Regions from separate parts of the Homo sapiens genome. Here region 2 is linked to region 1. Evidence: chromatin contacts called from ENCODE Hi-C or POLR2A ChIA-PET data. All regions are on one chromosome and are shown on one strand. The core of a region is the stretch at or near the end of the contact, and the rest is flanking DNA. Distances in the headings are between cores, read along the strand shown. Region 1 holds the start of KCTD13 (potassium channel tetramerization domain containing 13). Region 2 has its middle 17 kb from the start of PRR14.

Region 1 (2,997 bases), core at 278-2,777:
ATTGGACAAATGAATTCTTCCCTTTTTTTTTTTTTTTTTTGAGACAGTCTCTCTCTGTCGCCCAGGCTGGAGTGCAGTGGCGCTGTCTCGGCTCACTGCAACCTCCGCCTCCCAGGTTCAAGCGATTCTCCTGTCTCAGCCTCCCGAGTAGCTGGGCTACAGGCGCACACCACCACGCCCGGCTAATTTTTGTATTTTTAGTAGAGACGGGGTTTCGCCATATTGGTCAGGCTGGTCTCGAACTCCTGACCTCAGGTGATCCACCGCCTCGGCCTCCCAAAGTGCTGGGATTAAAGGCGTGAGCCACCGCACCTGGCCGAATTCTTCACCTTTGATACTTGAAGGCAGATCTCCGCCTCTCAAATTTTTATTCTCCTGCTCTCACAGTCCTCGTTAACCCCTCCCTTAAGACTCTCCCACTCCCAAACTCCAAAACTTCAAAGTCTCACTTGGGCACGAAGGGTCCATACTTGAATGCAACACTCCAAGAAGGTAAGGTTCACCTGCCAAGGAGACCTGTCCACCCTCCACTCTGGTGTCCCTGGCAAACCCAAAGCAGCCTCCTTCTGCAATGTGTGTATACAGGTGGATTCCTAGAGTGTACAGGGACCTGTGTCAGGGGAACACAGAGGCAAACAAGATCTCCCAGCTCTCCTGGCTGGCTGTGAGCAGTTCTGAAGCAGAGAGGGAAACAAAAGGCTGGGCAGTCGGAAGAAACTGAGGAAGGCTGCCAGGAGTAGTACTGCAGGCAGCAGGGCTAGTTCCCAAGTCTTGAGCTGAGGGGTGAAGGGTGGGAGAGGTGGTCATGAGGATTATGAACTGACACGTTCAATCACTTACCACAGCGCCTGGCAGTTAGGGGTTCCGTAAGTGTTGGTTATTGCTGGGGGTAAAGGATTGGGGGAGGAGAAGAGAAATTATGAATGAGAAAGGGGAGGAGATGGGATGTGGGGGCTGGAGGGAGCTGAGAATGAGTTGACTGGACAGTAGCGGGCAGAGAGAAGGGGCATGAGGAGCCCCGGTGGTGAGAGACTGCGGGGAACGGGAGTTGGGGGTCTGGGGTGGGGGCACGGTAGGGGCGCCGCTCGTACCTCCGGCATCGGTCAGCACCTCCACGCGGCCGCTGAACATGGCTTTGAGCATGGTGTCCTGTCCCGTGAGGGTGCGCAGCGTGGTGTAGTGCAACGAGCCGCCCACGTTCAGCTTCACGTATTTGCTGTTCGGGGTCAGCGGCTTGAGACCGTAGGCGGCGGGGCCAGGCTCGAGACCCGAGGGCTTGGGGGCTTCCAGGGACGGGGCCGCGGCGGCAGCCGGGCCCGAGGCCTCCGCCGACATGCCGGGTAGCAGCGGCGGACGGCGATCCCAGGATCTCTCCGCGCCCTGCGGCCTGCTCCCGAAGACCCTCGGCCGGCCCCCAGCCCTTGGGCCAGACCGCTCGGCGCACACGCCCACTCACCGCAGCTACTCTGCAAGACCGGCCCTCCGCCCCATCTCGCTCGCACCACCCGGAAGCCGGCGCCGGGCAGCTGCGCAGGCGCGGCCCCGCCCCTGAATGGGGGCGGGGCTGCGAGTATGGAGCATGCGCAGTGGCCTCGCTGGGGGATCCCGTAGAGGTTTGGCGTGTGGCCTGCGGGTTCCCCGGGCGGGTCGACGTGCGCTCCTCTCTGGTCTCGAGTCACCAGGACCAGATCGAGGATGCGGCCGACCCCCTGCCCGATGTGGAAAGCGAAGTCTCCACCTCGTGATTGGGTCTCTGCTGTCAGAGAGCTTCACGAGCTTGAGGGGAAACAGACAGAGAGGTCTGGGCATTGGGCAGTTTCCCGCCTCCCAGCCCCGCGCACTGAACAGACTGTGACCAGAACTGCGAACAAAGCGCGGAGGGAAGCTCTTAAAGGAGGCCAAAGCGGCCGGGCGCTGTGGCTCACACCTGTAACCCCAGCCTGTAAGCCTAGCTACTCGGGAGGCCGAGGCAGAAGGAGCGCTTGAAGCCAGGAGTTGGAAGCTGCAGTAATCCGTGATCGGACCGTTGCACTCTAGCCTGGGCAACATAACGTCCTTTGAAAAAAAAAAAAAAAACAGAGGCCAAAACGGGTAGCAGTGGTGCCCGGGCACCAAGGATGGAAGGCCTCTCTGAGGAGGTGATGCCGAGCTGAAGCTGGGAAGCGGATGTGAGGGAAGAGTTCCAGGCAGAGGGAAGGCAAATGCAGAGATCCTCAGGCAGGAACACTGAACTGTTCTCCGTATTTGAGGAGCAGAGGGCGTGTCAGTGGTGGCCGCAGCAGCTGAGCAAAGGTCTTAGAATCCCAGCTAATGTCGTGGGACCTAGCACCCAATCCCAAAAGAAAGAAGAATAGATAGGAACCCACTGTTGACAAGAAGGTGCACTGAGAAGTGTTTTTATCTGACCCGATCTGCATCCAGTTTAGAAGCCGATACATCAGGGATTTAACAATCTGTCTTAATGTCTAGCAAGGGGGGTTGCTGGAGGGAAAACACAGAGTCAGAGTTCTATCTTCAGCCCTGCCAGCAGGTCCCTGGGAGATGCTAGACGAGTGACTTTTCTCTGGGCGTGGTTGGTGTAAGGGATGCACACGCAGGAGGAAGGTCGGAGTGTAAATGTGTGACCTGGGCCTGTTACTGGGTATAAATGGGCCTGTAGTGACCGGGAGCTCATGTTCTACCAAAGGGGTTGCCAATTTTCTGATTTCGAGTGTGGCGGTGTAAAAGAGAAAAGCAACTGCTGCCAGCTGGGAGCTGGTTTGCACCCTCACTCCAGAAGCCTTGATGTTGCTAGGAGCTGACCTGGCACCAACAGCACGGCCATGGTGGTGTCCTGTTGAGCAAAATAATTTCACAAAAAACATCAGACAAGGTCACTCTCTGACTGATCTAGAAAAAGACCATTCCATAATAAAGCCTCAATACAGAAACAAGAACATTGTCCAAACCACAAAAATTACCAACACAATCCTCTCTCCCACAGCGTAAGTTACTGCT
Region 2 (2,929 bases), core at 205-2,704, 710 kb after region 1:
TTTTTTATTTTTTAAATGTTTGGTTTTTTTATTTTTTTATTTTTTTTGAGACAAAGTCTCGCTCTGTCGCCCGGGCTGGAGTGCAATGGCATGATCTCGGCTCACTGCAACCTCCACCTCCCGAGTTCAAGGGATTCTCCTGTCTCAGCCTCCCAAGTAGCTGGGATTACAGGCATCCACTGCCACGCTGGGCTAATTTTTTTGTATTTTTAGTAGAGAAAAGGTTTTTACCATGTTGGCCAGGCTGGTTTCAAACTCCTGACCTCAAGTGATCCGCCCGCCTTGGCCTCCCAAACTGCTGGGATTACAGGTGTGAGCCACCGCGCCCAGCAATATTTTATTTGCTTTTGTTTTTGTTTTTTTGAGACAGAGTTTCACTCTTGTTGCCCCAGCTGGAGTGCAATGGCACGATCTTGGCTGGCTGCAACCTCCACCTCCTGGGTTCAAGCGATTCTCCTGCCTCAGCCTCCTGAATCTCTGGTATTACAGGCGCCTGCCACCACGCCCAGCTAATTTTTGTTATTGTTAGTAGAGACGGGATTTCGCCATGTTGGCCAGGCTGGTCTCGAACTCCTGACTTCAGGTGATCCACCTGCCTTCACCTCCCAAAGTGCTGGGATTACAGGCGTGAGCTGCTGCGCCTGGTGTGTTTGAGTTTATACTGGGTAGGGAGTCATGGTTAACGCCTATAATCTCACCCAGAGTCTGAGATGGGAGGCTCCGTTGAGTCCTGGAGTTCGAAACCCCGTCACTACAAAAAAATATATATAAAGAAAAAAAAATTAAGCGGGCGCGGTGTGGCACCTGTGGTCCCAGCAACTCGGGAGGCTGAGGTGGGAGGATCACTTGAGCCAGGGAAGTCGAGGCTGCAGTGAGCCAAGATCACGCCGCTGCATTCTAGAATGGGCGACAGCCTAAAAAAAGTCAGCCTTAACAATAACAAAAAAGACAATGGCTAGGGCCCCTCCCAACCTTTCATGCCCTACCCGGAGCCCCTGCGCGGCCCTTACATTTAAAAGCCCCTTTGGGAGGCTGAGGTTGGCGGATCACTGGAAGTCAGGGGTTCAAGACCAGCCTGGCCAATATGGTGAAATCCCGTCTCTACTTAAAATACAAAAATTAGCCTGGCGTGGTGGCGGGAGCCTGTAATCGCAGTTACCCTGGAGGCTGAGGCAGGAGAATTGCTTGAACCCGAGAGACGGAAGTTGCACTGAGCCGAGATCGCGCCACTGCACTCCAGCCTGGGTGACAGGGCGAGACAACGTCTCAAAAAAAAAAAAAAAAAGCCCTAAAGGACCACTCTTGGATCTGATCCTGAGAAAGTCCCTTAGAAAACATGGCGACGCCAGCCTCACCACCTGTTTCCAAAAGCAGTGTGACGCCCTTCGCTCCCTTAGTCAAGCTAATCTTACTAAATAAGGAACAAGCTTCCCCTGAGGCTTGCCCTTCAGCGCACTGGCACTGCCCACCCGAACGGGCGTCACGGATCCTGGTCAGTCTCTAGGATCGCGCTCGCTGATAGGACGCTTCTGGTCGAACGTCCAAACAAGGTGTGCGGTGATTGGGCCGCGGAGGGCGGGGCGTTTGAACGGCGCGTGCGTGGGAGTTCCCCAGGCCGGCGTCATTAGGATCCTGGTGGGCGGTGGGACTTGGGTTCAAAGAAGACCAAGCAGGCAGACGTGTTCGGGGGCCCGCGGGTTCCGAGACTGGAGACTGGACCTTTGGCTGTCCCCACGTGCATTCTAGGTCAACGGTGCGGTGGCAGAACCCTGGGGCTCTCCCCCGCGGAACTCGGCCCTGGCCGAGGCCCCAACCACGCTAGTAGGAGGAGGCCGAGCATCCCTCCTCGAAATCGCGAAATCCCGGCCCGACAATGTAGCCACGGAGTCGAAAGCCGCGTGCGAACTTGGCACTCACAAAGCCTAGATAACCGTCTATTTTCTCCTGTAAAATAGGAGGGATGGACCCCCACAGATCATTGTAAAAGGTTCTTACAAAGAAAAATCCTCCTGGACTGGGCACGGTGGCTCACGCCTGTAATCCCAGCACTTTGAGCGGATCACACTTCGAGACCAACCTGACCAACATGGAGAAACCCCGTCTCTACTAAATTAGCCGGGCGTAGTGGCGCATGCCTGTAATCCCAGCTACTCTGGAGGCTGAGGCAGGAGAATCGCTTTAACCCGGGAGGCAGAGGTTGTGGTGAGCCGAGATCGCGCCATTGCACTCCAGCCTGGGCAACAAGAGCGGAATTCTGTCTCAAAAAAAAAAAAGAGAGAAAAGAAAAATCCTGGAAGTCAAGTAAAAATGTGTGAAGGTGTTTTATAAAATATGAAATATCTAGAATACACAAATCTATAGAAGGACTCGGGGAAAGGGGAGTGAATGCTAATAAATACAGAGGTTCTTTCTGGGGTGATGAAAATGTACTAGTACTGATTGTGGCCGCGCTAGCACAAAAATCCGTTTCATTGGCCAGACGCTATGGCCCAGGGAAAAAAAGAAGGACTAGGGGGAATGGGGAGTGAATGCTAATGAATATGCAGTTTCTTTTTGTGGTCATGAAAGTGCACTAAAATTTTCATGCTAGCACAAAAATTGAATTGTACACTTCAAATAGGTGTATTTGTGATGTGCATTCTAGCTCCATAAAACTCAAAATGTGTGAAAATTCTTTGTAACTTTACTAAAAATTGGGGGCACTCTATAGTTTACAAAACTATCCCCATCCAGGCAGGGCACGGTGGTTCACACCTGTAATCCCAGCACTCTGGGAGTCTGAGGCGGGCGGATCACCTGAGGTGAGGAGTTCAAGACCAGCCCGACCAACATTGTGAAACCCCGTCTCTACTAAAAATACAAAATTAGCCGGGCGTGGTGACGCATGCCTGTAATCCCACTTACTCGGGAGGCTGAGGCAGGAGAATCG

What was found. A loop is a pair of places that touch in the nucleus more often than their neighbours do. ChIA-PET counts read pairs that join two places held with the same protein, here RNA polymerase II (POLR2A). Pooled maps may share reads with other maps.
Region 2: a loop to region 1 is called in a pooled map, with 3 times the contacts of the local background. The contact joins the enhancer-like site here to the promoter of KCTD13 in region 1. A Hi-C loop is called at or near these places in 1 of 50 pooled maps. POLR2A ChIA-PET finds 5 or more read pairs at or near these places in 3 of 52 experiments (T-cell, WTC11 and activated CD4-positive, alpha-beta T cell).

What each region holds. Positions count from the first base shown.
Region 1 is chr16:29,924,699-29,927,695 of GRCh38, forward strand. KCTD13 (potassium channel tetramerization domain containing 13) reads right to left here and starts at 1,528. Exons shown (of 6, transcript NM_178863.5): 1 at 1,092-1,528. The coding sequence starts at 1,335. It overlaps KCTD13-DT (KCTD13 divergent transcript), which reads left to right and starts at 1,525. Exons shown (of 3, transcript XR_001752362.2): 1 at 1,525-2,984. RefSeq lists a silencer at 1,194-1,433.
Region 2 is chr16:30,632,902-30,635,830 of GRCh38, forward strand. No RefSeq gene overlaps it. Among named protein-coding and RNA genes, the nearest start is that of PRR14, 17 kb to the right of the region's middle. RefSeq lists enhancers at 565-1,516, 1,517-2,467. Within about 2 kb of position 1,455, at least 38 of the 41 ENCODE cell types and tissues checked have a DNase peak (open chromatin) inside an H3K27ac peak, as active enhancers do.